4 separate regions of the Homo sapiens genome follow, and all the other regions are linked to region 3. A link is a contact called in ENCODE Hi-C or POLR2A ChIA-PET data. All regions are on one chromosome and are shown on one strand. The core of a region is the stretch at or near the end of the contact, and the rest is flanking DNA. Distances in the headings are between cores, read along the strand shown. Region 1 holds the start of PRR14 (proline rich 14). Region 2 holds the start of PHKG2 (phosphorylase kinase catalytic subunit gamma 2). Region 3 holds the start of SH2B1 (SH2B adaptor protein 1). Region 4 holds the start of TMEM219 (transmembrane protein 219).

Evidence for each region. Hi-C counts contacts between places; a loop is a spot of excess contacts on that map. ChIA-PET counts read pairs that join two places held with the same protein, here RNA polymerase II (POLR2A). Pooled maps may share reads with other maps.
Region 1: a pooled map shows a loop between it and region 3 (9-fold over the local background). The contact joins the promoter of PRR14 here to the promoter of SH2B1 in region 3. A Hi-C loop is called at or near these places in 1 of 37 single-sample maps with no recorded cell type and 7 of 50 pooled maps. POLR2A ChIA-PET finds 5 or more read pairs at or near these places in 1 of 52 experiments (naive thymus-derived CD8-positive, alpha-beta T cell).
Region 2: a pooled map shows a loop between it and region 3 (8-fold over the local background). The contact joins the promoter of PHKG2 here to the promoter of SH2B1 in region 3. A Hi-C loop is called at or near these places in 1 of 168 maps with a recorded cell type or tissue (OCI-LY7) and 1 of 50 pooled maps. POLR2A ChIA-PET finds 5 or more read pairs at or near these places in 3 of 52 experiments (CD8-positive, alpha-beta memory T cell, HCT116 and HepG2).
Region 4: a loop to region 3 is called in a pooled map, with 5 times the contacts of the local background. The contact joins the promoter of TMEM219 here to the promoter of SH2B1 in region 3. A Hi-C loop is called at or near these places in 4 of 50 pooled maps. POLR2A ChIA-PET finds 5 or more read pairs at or near these places in 2 of 52 experiments (PC-9 and activated CD8-positive, alpha-beta memory T cell).

What each region holds. Positions count from the first base shown.
Region 1 is chr16:30,649,563-30,652,634 of GRCh38, forward strand. It overlaps PRR14 (proline rich 14), which reads left to right and starts at 1,398. Exons shown (of 12, transcript NM_024031.5): 1 at 1,398-1,565; 2 at 2,034-2,106; 3 at 2,234-2,402. The coding sequence starts at 2,084. RefSeq lists enhancers at 120-637, 638-1,153, 857-1,266 and silencers at 1,287-1,486, 1,757-2,046.
Region 2 is chr16:30,746,815-30,750,073 of GRCh38, forward strand. It overlaps PHKG2 (phosphorylase kinase catalytic subunit gamma 2), which reads left to right and starts at 1,611. Exons shown (of 10, transcript NM_000294.3): 1 at 1,611-1,676; 2 at 1,989-2,101. The coding sequence starts at 2,007. RefSeq lists silencers at 1,358-1,657, 1,698-1,837.
Region 3 is chr16:28,862,398-28,865,468 of GRCh38, forward strand. It overlaps SH2B1 (SH2B adaptor protein 1), which reads left to right and starts at 1,446. Exons shown (of 8, transcript NM_001387430.1): 1 at 1,446-3,071. RefSeq lists enhancers at 521-590, 871-1,165, 883-1,388, 1,031-1,390 and a silencer at 1,501-1,660.
Region 4 is chr16:29,960,257-29,963,389 of GRCh38, forward strand. It overlaps TMEM219 (transmembrane protein 219), which reads left to right and starts at 1,823. Exons shown (of 6, transcript NM_001083613.2): 1 at 1,823-1,876; 2 at 2,851-3,052. The coding sequence starts at 2,888. RefSeq lists an enhancer at 1,196-1,305 and a silencer at 1,656-2,105.

The DNA.
Region 1 (3,072 bases), core at 148-2,647, 1.8 Mb after region 3:
GCTTCAGGGTCTCTCGTTCTGTTAAGAAAACAAAATAAGGACTCGTGCTGGGCGCTCACGCCTGTAATCCCAGCACTTTGGGACGCTGAGGCGGGAGGACTACTTGAGCCCAGGTGTTCAAGATCAGCCTGGGCAACATAGCGAGATCCTGCCTCAAATTAAAAAAAAAAAATTAAAAAAGAAAAGAAGTACTGGTTTGGACCAGGGAATCTGGGGAAGGAGAACTAGTGCAGACATGGGCTTTGGTTAAGCGGTCAGGGCACCTTCATAGCGCTGCAAGAAGCCACTACATGCCCACTTCCTCCCCACCAACAGCCCAGCTTCCAGTAAAGGGTCCATGACGCAGCTCCTCCAAGCAGCAGCGTCCCACCCTGATCCCTTACTCCTCAGGACTATTTACACCTCCCCCATCCTGCGGGCCCCACTTGAGACAGTGGTTCCTGAGAGCCGGGCCCCACTAGCAAGCCAAGGTATATTCTTGGCCTCCTGCAAAGATGCCCCTGTCCTATAGACCTCTGCGCGGACCGTGGGCACCCCCACTTCTCCAGGAAGAAGTAGGTGGGCAACACTCAGGGGAAGTCAAGCTTAGCGCCCCCAGTCTCCTCCCCACTTCGGCTCGGTCCCATCTCTCCAGGACAAGGCGCCAGCAACGGAGCCACAGGCCGCACCAGCCCGTCTTTGATCCCGGGTGTTCGGACTCAGGGCCTCCACCACCCCCTCCTAAACTCGGACCCTGGGCCGTGGGAACCCAGTTTAGGAACCCAGGAAGATGCCGGAACCTTCCTCAAACGAGGCCACTCTAGGAAATTGGGAATTTCACATATCGTTAGCACTCAGTCGACGTTTATTGGCCTAAGAACGAAAGAACCGGAAGATGCCCTTAAAAAGCGTGGCGGCACTCTAGCTTCAATCGGTTGCCTCAACATATCAAGAAACCTGGCATTGTATATGGCCCTCAAAAGATGACGCCACCCGGTCCACCACGGTTCAACGAGGACTAAGACATCTGCCCTCAACCATCATGGCGGCGCCACTCAGTTTGGCTTCCTGCCCCTAGGGATGATGGCCGCCAGGTGGCTTCACTTAGTTTCTCACCACCCCGGAAGACGGGGACCGGCGATTGGGCGGTGTCCAGAGGCTCCGAGAAGAAGGCCATCGGCGGTTGGGCAGCGTTGGGTAAGCTTGGTTTTTAAAGGAGCCGGAGGTGGGAGCTGCGGAAGACCCGGGATCCACGGGAGGCGGCGGTGAGCAGCCCTTGGGGGAGGGCAAGGAGTGGCTGGAGAGAGGGCGGGAGTGGGGGCGGGGAAGGAAACTTCTGAACCATCTGGTCCCGGGCCGGGGGAGACCGCTGGGCGGGGACGCGAGGAGGGAAGGGGCGTCTGTGGGCGGGACCTCCCGGGATTGGAGTGAAGAGGGTATCTGCTTGACAGTGGATCCCTGGGGATCTACGCTGAGTTCGGAGATGCTCCAGCTCGGGCCGCCCCTGTCTGAGCGGAGCTTTGCGGCGCTGAAGCTTACAGGGGAAGGAAAAGCCTCGCCCGGCGTCTGATTGGCGGAACCGCGCTGTAGGATTCTTTCCTCAGGGATCCAGTCTAGGGGATCTGGTGGGATGGAGGGTCGTCGATGTATGGAGTATTGCTTTGGAGTCCTCGGCCACTCGCTGGGAGAGGAGGAGGATCGCAGAGGGATCCAGCGGAAATAGCCTCCCAGGACCGGGATCCCCGTGGATCCCGGGGGATCTCGGGGCATAATCTGCAGGGACAAAGGCCTCGGGAGGCTCGGGCCGCGGGAGAACTGGGGCCGCTGCATTCTGGGTTCTGGCGGCAGGTGCCAGGCAGGGCGCGAGTGATCCGCTGATCGAGGCGGTGGCAGCGGGAGGACACCCGCTCCGGGCGACCGGCCGGGGGCGCCCTTTCGCGCCCCAGGGCTGCGGCCGCTGGGCTACGGGGAGCCGCGGGCGGACCATGAAGGGCGGAGCCCCAGGGAAGGGGCCGGCCCTCACCCCCCGCTCCCCCGCTCCCCCCTTACCCCAGGCCGCAGCCTGGGATTCCCCAGGGACCCCCCCGGAGCCGCCGCGTCTCCCATGGACTTGCCCGGGGACTCCAGGTGAGAGCGTACCCGGGCGGCCCGCCTGTCTTGACCCCGGGAGATGGGGATCCTGGCGACCGTGCCGGGAAACTACAGAGCCAGCGACAGGTTCGGGCGACCGTCCTCTGCTTCTTTCACCCTCCAGCCCGCCTGGCCAGCCGCGTCTGTGCCGCCAGCCTCTGACTCGAGCATTATGGGGAGCCAGGAGCCCGAAACGGCCGAGGCTGCAGCTCCCGGGGGCCCCTTCTCCCCTGGAAAAGGCCTCTCGGCGGGTCCTGGCCGTGGTGCTAGAAGATGTCATGGCTGTTCACATGGTGAGCCCCCTGAACCAAGAGACTCTCTATTCCCCCATGACTTTCCTCACTACCAAACTCGGGCCAGATCCCTACTGAGGATAACTGAAGTCCAAATCCATCATTGTTGTACTCAGCCCTCAGGCAGCCTCCCTCATGGTAGAGTCCTGCTTGGCTCCCACTTACTCCAACCTAGAATTGGGCAGTGCCCATTCCACCCACCAACGATTTTGGGCTGGAACCACATCCCTGTAACTCTGAGAAACTCTTCTGCTTCTTTTTTTCTATCTTTTTTTTTTTTTTAGAGACAGGGTCTTGCTATGTTGCACAAGCTGGTCTCAAACTGGCATCAAGCGATCTTCCCATCTCTGCCTCCCAAAGTATTGGGATTACAGGCGTGAGCCACGGCGCTGGGCCGAAACTCTTCTGCTTTCTTCCCAGCCCAGCCTCCTTAGGAAGCAGGCTGAGGTCTTTGACTCCACTGCACAGATAAGAAAAACTGGCCCAAAAAAGGCAGTGACCCACCCTAGCTCACCCTGTCTTTTTCATTTCTCTAAACAGCGTGGATGAGATTACCCAGGTCCTACACCTGCAGTTTAGGACTCTTAATATCTGGCCCCTAATTCAGTCCAATTCATCTCTTCTCTTGGGATCCGAGTGAATTCTAGCCCCAATCTCTGTTATGTTTGTG
Region 2 (3,259 bases), core at 361-2,860, 1.9 Mb after region 3:
CTATGGAAACCCTTTCAATCTGGTTCCTGTGTCCTTGTGATAAGCCCCGCTCATTAGTAATGTCTGGCACAAATCACTCCAGACTCACCTTGTACTTTCCCTGCTGAAGCCTAGAAATTGGCCATTTCTCCTGAAAAGACTTAGTTCCTTTTATTGGGTACTGTTATTGAGAAATCAGCATCTAGACACTAGGCGTTCTACTGGGAAGTTACTGCTTAGGGCATTCTGAAAGCAGAGGTAAGAGCCAGTAAATAGTTAATGTTATCTACTTTACATCTTTTAAAAATCTTTTTAAAAATTCCAGTCAATCATAGGGTTCTTTCTCCACTTTCCCCATTCCAGATTCCAGATTCCAGATTCCCACAGTTAAGAACCTTGGCTTCCAGTCACATCAATATATTGATTACTCAGCTTCAGAATTATTATCCTGTTATATTACCAAACAACAAATCTAAGTAAAGTTCAAGATTTTTTGCAATTTTGCCTTTAGATTGATGGTATAGAGTCATAGTACTCTATAAAAAGTTACCTGAATTCATTTTTCTTCCCTCATAATTGTAATCCCAAAGTGTCATTTCTAAGATAGCTGTAGGGAGATAAGTTAATTCTTTTCCTCTTTGGCTGGAACATAACCTCCACAGGGTAGGGGTGTGTGTGTTGTTTCATTGCTCTCAGTCTAGTTCCTAGGTCTTAGACGGTCATAAAAATTTGTTAGTGAATGCCAGGTTTGAGCTATGCACTGAGTCACTCCTGGCAGAATCTAACAACCTGGTGGGTTTAGAACAGAGTGTGATACAAGGCTTTTGGGAGAGGGTGGAAGATTGAGAAAGTGTGTAAATCCCAGATAGTAAACGCTAGGGCTTTGGATGTATTTAGGAGGAGTTGAAGCGGACACAGAAAAGGCTTCCTCTGGCATTTTAAGTCCGAACTAAGAGGCCAAGCTGGAGTCCAAGCTGCGTGTGTCCAAATGTTTTAAGGGCTGGAGTGTACTCAGGACAGGCGCTTTGGGCCAGGCTGCTAATATTGAAAAGAGCTTGCTGGGCGTTGTGGCTCAAGCCTGTAATCCCAGCATTTTGGGAGGCTGAGGCGGGAGGATCGCTTGAGCCCCGAAGTTCAAGGCTGCAGTGAGCTATGATCGCGCCACTACACTGCAGCCTCAGCGTGGGCTACAGAGCGAGACCCTGTCTGAAAAAAGAGAAAATGCTGAATTCAGTTAGGGATGCTTGGAGGAGACCGAGGGAACCCTGCTCAAGTCTGGGAACTAGAGGCGCGGGAAGGTCCTGCTTCCCCGCCACCCAGAGATCACGTTTCCCAGTAAACCCAACTTCCGGGTCCCATTCCAGGCCTCCAAGCCCACGTGACAACAAGCTCCGCCCTCTGCTGTCCCGCAGATGCCACTCGGTGATTGGCCGCGTCTGAAGCCGCGCCCCGGCGTCGCGTTGCAGCCTTAGGTCCAGCCGAGCGCCGACTCACGCCCCAGCCCCAATTGGGCGGCCGGTTTCCAATTGGAAGGGCTTCTGAGCCTCAGTCTTCGGGCGGCGCTGACCATTGGCGGGCAGGATGGAGGCGGAGCCTTGGGTTGTCGCCCGCCGCCGGGGGTTAAGGTGAGCGACTGCAGGCAAACCCGGCGACAGCGCAGCTCGCGTCGACCCTGGCTCCTCTGCCTGCCCCCTCAGGTGAGCCTGCGCTAGACCCCCGTCCCCTTCCTGCGCCCGCCCGAATGCGCCTGCGCGGCAACAGCCGCCTGCCCTTGCGCCCCTTCCCCCTGCCTCCTGGGCACATCTCCCCACTCCCCTCCCTGCCCTGCCATCCTCCCGCCCCCAGGCTCTTCTGCGGGGTCTCCCCAGTCCGGGTCCTTCCCCCACCCCCCCCCACCCCCCAGGACCCTGGCGCCCCAGCTGCAAGGGCTGCGCCCCCGGGAGCCGCCATGCGGGTCGTCTCAGAGCCTGTGGGCCTCCCTGCCCTCACTGCCCTCCTCCTCCGCGCAGGCCCCCGCCTCCTTCAGGATGACGCTGGACGTGGGGCCGGAGGATGAGCTGCCCGACTGGGCCGCCGCCAAAGAGTTTTACCAGAAGTACGACCCTAAGGACGTCATCGGCAGGTAAGGCCGCGGCCAGGGAAACGGAGGTCCAAAGAGGTCGAGCCCCAGCATTCCCGCTTCCGTTTGAAGGCTGGAGAGTTCGCGGGTGGTGGTGGTGGTGGTGGTGGTGGTGGTGGTGGTGGTGGTGGTGGTGGTGGTGGTGGTGGTGGTGGTGGTGGTGGTGGTGGTGGTGGTGCTGCTGCTGCTGCTGCTGCTGGTGGTGCTGGTGCTGGTGGTGGTGGTGCTGGTGCTGGTGGTGGTGCTGGTGGTGGTGGTGCTGGTGGTGGTGCTGGTGGTGGTGCTGGTGGTGGTGTGTGTGTGTGTGTGTGTCTTTCGGTGGTGGTGGTGCTGGTGCTGGTGGTGCTGGTGGTGGTGGTGTGTGTGTCTGTGTGTGTGTGTGTGTCTTTCAAGTTCAGGTTTTCTCAGGAGAAGACTGGATAGTTGGTTTTGTTTGTTTGTTTGTTTGTTTTTGAGACGGAGTCTCGCTCTGTCGCCCAGGCCGGAATGCAGTGGCGCGATCTCGGCTCACTACAACCTCTGCCTCCTGGGTTCAAGTGATTCTCCTGCCTCAGCCTCCCGAGTAGCTGGGATTACAGGCGCGCGCCACCACGCCGGCTAATTTATATTTTTAGTAGAGGCGGGCGTTTCACCATATTGGCCACGCTGGTCTTGAACTCCTGATCTCGTGATCTGCCCGCCTCAGCCTCCCAAAGTGCTGGGATTACAGGCGTGAGCCACCGCGCCTGGTTGACTGAATAGTTCTAAATGGGAAGAATCAGTGATCAGTGGAGAACACCTAGTGACTAGACTCTTACCTTGGGTCAACCCCATTTTTTCACGGATTCATTCATTTATGCCTTCAACACAAAGCTCAACACGGGGAGGGCAGAAAAGATGCGTATGCCCTGGAGGTACTCCACCCGAAGTGACTGAAATTGGCACGTGAACGTTAAAAAGGCATCAGGCTAGATAGGTAGAGGTCTGTATCAAGTGCTATGGGATTCCAGAAAAGCACACCTTCTCAGGAGGAGTCACCTTTGGGCTGGGTCTTGAGGTATGAGTAGGAGTTCAGGGGGGGGTCTTTAAAATCGCAAAAATGTATGCGTGTGGTAGATGTCTCCAGCTTTCATCAGATTCTCAAAGAGGCTCATTAAAGCTGGGTCATAATTAAAACATGGC
Region 3 (3,071 bases), core at 196-2,695:
GATTCTTCTGCCTCAGCCTCCTCTCAAGTAGCTGGGAGTACAGGCGCCTGCCACCAAGCCCGGCTAAAATTTTTGTATTTTTATTGCAGATGGGGTTTCACCATGTTGGTCAGGCTGGTCTCAAACTCCTGACCTCAAGTGATCCGCCCGCCTCGGCCTCCCAAAGTGCTGGGATTACAGGCGTGAGCCACTGCGTCCGGCCTTGACCTCAATTCTTTTTTTTTTTTTTTTTTTTTGATAGGGAGTCTAGCTCTGTTGCCCGCGCTGGAGTGCCGTGGCGCCATCTCGGCTCACCGCAACCTCTGCCTCCCGGGTTCAAGCTGTTCTCCTGCCTCGGTCTCCCAAGGGGCTGGGATTACAGGCGCCTGCCACCACGCCCGGCTAAATTTTTTGTATTTTTAGTACAGACGGGGTTTCACCATGTTGGTCAGGCTGGTCTCAAACTCCTGACCTCAAGCCATCCGCCCGCCTCGGCCTCCCAAAGGGCTGGGATTACAGGCGTGAGCCAGCGCTCCCGGCCCTGACCTCATTTTTTTTTTTTCTATTTTTAAAATAGGGATTCTAGTTCTGTTGCCTGGGCTGGAGTGCCGTGGCGCCATCTCGGCTCACCGCAATCTCTGCCTTCCGGATTCAAGCTATTCTCTTGCCTCTGCCTCCGGAGGGACTGGGACTACAGGCGCGCGCCACCATGCCCGGCTAATTTTTGTATTTTTAGTAGAGACGGGGTTTCACCATGTTGGCCAGGCTGGTCTCGAACTCCTGACCTCAGGTGATCCACCTGCCTCGGCCTTCCGAAGTGCTGGGATTACAGGCATGAGCCACTGCGCCCGGCCCTGACCTCATTATTTCTACCCACCCCCTCCCCCACCACTACCACCATCTTCATCTCCAGCCTCAGAGATGCAAACTCCTGGACCGCCTGCCCCTTTCCTCAGATAAACCAAGGTCGTAAGTTCAGGCTCCGCCTCCCCGCAGGGCCTCCCCAAGGTCACCCGCTTCTTTCCTCGCTCAGCTCCTTGGTGGCGTTGTCCGCGTGCCCCTCCACAGCGGGGCCGGCGCTCTAGGCTGCAGCGGGCCGTTCACACAGCCTCATCATCTCGCTGGTTTCCGGTGCTCGGCGGCTACTCTAGCCCTCAGCCGGGCCCTGGGACTCTATCCCCTAAGGCCGGTTCTCTATGGTCGACATCGCCCCTTTGTCCCGAATTTCCTCCGGGAGGACGCTCTGGTGGGATCCAAGCACTTCCCCCGCTGCGTCTGTGGTCGCTTTTAGGTGCAACTGGAGAAGGCACTGAAGCCCTACGAGATTCACACCGTCTTCGGTCTCCTGGGGTCGGCGCCGAGTGGGAGGATGGCGGAAGTAAGTATGAAGGTGCCCTTCCCTCCCGCCGCTGTTCTCTATGGTCTCTTCCTTCAGCGACGGGAAAGGGGGTCCTGACGCCTGCGCGGAACCGGGCTGGGCGCTCGTCGCGTAGTGGGTGGGGGCGCAGGGAGCGGGAGCCGCCGCCGCCGCCGCCGCCGCCGGAGCTAACCTCGGGGACCGAGATGCAGGTGGGACCGGAACCGGAACCCCCCTCTTCAAGTACCTTTTCCCTCTCCGCGACCCGGCCCTGGCGCCCGAGAGGATTCCTGGGTGGGGGTGGGCGTGGAGGGCCGGGGGCTGGAGAGGCACTCGGCCCCGGAGAGTGCAGCAGACAGGGCTGGTCCCGAGGTGGATGCGGCCCCGGAAAATGGGCGGCTGGGGGGTGTCCAGGGAGTAGGGTCGGATCGGAGTATATGGACCACCGGGCCCGGAGGGTCCGAGCCGAGAGCGGAGCCTGCACCCTCCACCTCCCGCCCTTCGGGAAATATCAGAACTGAGCCAGGAGGCAGGTGCACCGGGAAAATGTGTCTGAGTCCTGCTTGGCAGAAGAGAAACTGAGTCACCAGCTTAGGAGTCGCAGGGTCAGCGGGCCTGAAGGGGGCTGGGTCTGTCTGCGGTGCGGAGGATTGGGTGGGCCTGTGTGAGCCGAGGTGGCCGCTGGCTGGAGATTGGTTTGCACTTCTTGGCTGGGTTCCCCCGTGCTCCATGACTCCTGCATCTCCTGATTGTTTCTCGTTGGTTTGGAGTTGTCCCTGCGGTTGGAGCCATCTGAGCTTGTAGGGTCGAGGCCCAGGAGGAAGGGGAGGGTTCACCGACTTACAGCCTGGCTGTAGGTTTGAACAGGAGTCTGAGGTCGCTGAGGGTTTGGGGAGGCTTTCCTGAGCTGCTCTGGCCCCAGTCCTGGGGCTGTCACCTTCCAGTATTGCGTGGCGGGAGGAGCGCTAACAAGAGCCAAGGGTTGTAAATTCCACACCCAGCTCTGCCACTTTCTAGTTGTAAGACCTTGAGAGGGCTCCTCCTTTCTCTAATTTCTATTTTAGAAAATTGGAACAATAATATTCTTCTCCCACATGAAGATAGTAACAATGGCAGTCGTTCAGCGGATGCTTACTTTGCGTTCAGCGCTGACATACCCCATTCCATGTAATTCTCTCAACATTTCGAGGGGAGGGATCATTAGCTTTGTTTAACAGATAGAAAAACGGAGGCTCAGAGAGGACGTGGAATTTGTTCAAGATAACATCGCTCATAAGGTGGCTGGACTGGGTGCTCATAAGGTGGTTTGAGCCCTGGTCTGACTCAAGTCCATGGCCTTAACCAGAAGGCTAACCTGCCTTTAGGGCATACTCCCCAGTGGGAGAAGAGGAAGGTGAAAAATCCTAGGGCCCCAGCTCTCCCTGTGATGTTTTGTTTACGTGAGGCCAGCAAAGACTTGACCTGAGCCAACCCAGTTTCTCCTCTGGGGCCCCTGCGGCCTCTGGCCCCAGACTGAAGGGATACCAAAGAAGTGGGCTGTAGCTATTTCACATCTCCTTCACGCAGTGCGTGGGTGCTGGACTCTGGGGTCAGCTTTCAAGACAATTACTGTTTTGGTCCATCATGCATCCATCCTCATTAATGAATCGGCCCCCTCCAAAGAGTTGGACCCTAAGATGCGTGAGGCAGGCTCTCTAAGGTCTAGAATCCCAGCTCCTCTCTAGCCCCCTGCGAG
Region 4 (3,133 bases), core at 573-3,072, 1.1 Mb after region 3:
TCAAGCGATTCTCCAGCCTTAGCCTCCGGAGTAGCTGGGATTATAGGCGCCCGGCACCATGCCTGGCTAATTTTGTACTTTTAGTAGAGATGGGGTTTCACCATGTTGGCCAGGCTGGTCTCAAACTCCTGACCTCAGGTGATCCACCCGCCTCGGCCTCCCAAAGTGCTAGGATTACAGGCTTGAGCCACCGTGCCCAGCCTGTTGTGTCCTTCGATGCACAGAAAAGACTCTTTTCTCTACTGAACGCCCACAGCACCCTTGTCAAAAATCATTTGACTAGTCAGGGCACAGTGGCTCACGCCTGTAATCCCAGCACTTTGGGAGGCCGAGGCGAGAGGACTGCTTGAGGTCAGGAGTTCGAGACATGCCTGGGCAACATGGCAAATGGCAAAACCCCGTCTCTACACACAATGCAAAAGTTAGCTGGGCATGGTGGGTGGCGTGTGACTACCGGCTGTCTCAACTACCCAGGAGGCTAAGGCGGGAGGATCTCTTGAGCCCAAGACGTCCAGACTGCAGCGAGCTTTGATTGTGCCACTGAACTCCAGCCTGGGCGATGACAGAGCAAGGCTCTGTCAAAAAAAAAAAAAAAAAAAAAAAAAAATCGGCCGGGTGTGGTGGTTCACGCTTGTAATCCCAGCACTTTGGGGGGCCGATGCGGGCAGACCACGAAGTCAAGAGATCAAGACCATCCCGGCCAACATGGTGAAACCTCGTCTCTACTAAAAATACAAAAATTAGCTGGGCGTGGTGGCGTGCGCCTGTAGTCCCAGCTACTCGGAAGGCTGAGGCAGAAGAATAGCTTGAATCCGGGAGGCGGAGGTTGCAGTGAGTCGAGATCGCGCCACTACACTCCAGCCTGGCGACAGACTGAGACCCCGTCTCAAAAAAAAAAAAAATCATTTGTATATGCGAAGGTTTTGTGCCACAAACTTTTGTGGCTGTTGATACAAACGACATGGCCTCTGCCTTAAGGAAGCCACAGTCGAATTAAATAGATTCCGTTTCAAGTAGCATCTGTCCTGTGTGCTTAGTGGGCACTGGGCCCATGTTTTCCCACATTTTACCCTTTAAGCTTCTGATCCAACCGGTGAGATAGATAGGATGATCCTCTTTAGTAGAGGGGTAAGCTTAGTCCCCTGAGAGCGCGGCTATGGCTTATGCGAGGGTACGGACAGTCAGGATTTGAACCCAAAGTTCCTGGCTCCATGTGTCATGCTACCTCCAGTCAGATGTTCTCACCTCCAAAACTTGGGCAGAAGTGAACTGAGATGCTCTCTACTGAGCAACTCTTCAGCTCCAGCATCCTATACATTAAGGAGTCACTAAAAGTCAGGGTCCACGAGAAAGGTGCAGATCGGGGTGCACAGAAGAGCGGAGTCCAAAACACCACTCCCAGCCCCAGTGGACAGAGTCCTCAAGTGGCAGCCCTGCAACTCTGAGCGGATGCCGAGTCCTCACCGGGAACCCGGGCGCGGCTGGTCTGTGCTATTGGCGCGGGTAGGGGACGCACAGCCCAAAAATGCCCGCGACAAGCTTCTGGGGCAGTTCTCGCCAGTCTCTCTGGAGGGAGCCTACGGGTTCTGCGACGTTTCTCGCACTTGCTCCCTGGCCTCGCTCCCGTTTCCACCCCTCCCACGGAGGTTTTCCTTTCTGGTGGCTCCTTCCTTGGGTGTCCCTTTGGTACGCCCCCACCCTGGCGGTGAGCTGCGAGGCTGGCGCCCGCGTGGCCACTGCGCATGCGGACCCGGCCGCGGGGCGGGGCCGCGCGAGGAGGAGGGTCGGGGACGGAAGCGCAGAGCACGGACCCCGCCCCCTCGCGGCCCCGCTCGTGACGTCGCGGGGGGCGCCGGCCTCCGCCCGGCCCCGAGGGGTAAGAGCGAGCGGCTGGCGGATCCGACGCGCGAGACCGGGAGGGGACGAGGGCGTTGCAATCGTTCGGGGCGGGGGCTTTCCGGGGAGGGGGTGCTCAGGTGCACCAGCGGCGGCGGACCCTCAGACTCTGCCCTCCCCTCCCTTTAACCCCCTTCCAGCCGGACGGGAGGCGGGGCAGGGCTGAGCATTTGTGACACCTACATTTCCGTGGCTCCCTTCTTTTCCCCCGACCCCTGTTTATCTCTTCGCCTTCCAGAAGTTCTTTTCCATCAGGCCGTCGCACCTTGCGTGGGAAGGAGCACCCCACTTGGAAGCAGGAGGCGGGGTTCAGATCTTGGCCCTACCCCTCCTGTGTTAAAGTCCGCGAGCCTCAGTTTCCCTCACAGTATTTTTTGCCTCGCCTTACCCGGTTTTGAGGATCTGTACGAGAAAGAGAAAGGAAGTGGACATTTGTTGAATTCCTGCATGGCCAAATACCACGCAGACTGCTTCATCCGCCACGTTTAATCCTTATTACTTGGTGTTCTCAGAACTCCCATTTCATGGATTCTTAAGCTCACAGAGTCAGTGAATAACAGAAAGGGATTCAGATCTAGCCGTTTAGCTGCACAGTGGAGTTCTTCTCCAGAGTCTTCCCTTGTCTGGGCTCTGGCTGGAACTATTCCTCAGCCAAATCCTCGCCCCAGAACAGTGCTTCCTGTTTCTCCAGCTGAGAAGTCTCCCTTTCAGTTTCCTTCTTCCAGCACGGAGTACACTGCTCTGCCTCCACTTAGATTACTTCAGAAATGAAATGCAGCAAATATTTATCCAGCAGTGCAGGGAGTTGAACTTTTGGAGTCGGGAACCTTGGATTCTTGTTCTGGCTCTGCCACTTACTGTGTGGCCTTGGGAAGTCCTTTGTCTTCTCTGAGCTTTCTTTTCTCTTTGCGTAAAAGCGGTGCTCTTGTCCCATTCTCCCTCCCTGTCTTCCAGCAGGCTCTCCCCGGAGGCTCAGCCCCCTCTGCTCCCCATGGGCAACTGCCAGGCAGGGCACAACCTGCACCTGTGTCTGGCCCACCACCCACCTCTGGTCTGTGCCACTTTGATCCTGCTGCTCCTTGGCCTCTCTGGCCTGGGCCTTGGCAGCTTCCTCCTCACCCACAGGACTGGCCTGCGCAGCCCTGACATCCCCCAGGTAAGTTCCCCACCCCCGTACCCGCTCTTCCTTCCAACCTAGACAGGCTTTTGCTGCTAATCTCATCTCACCCGTCTTCTT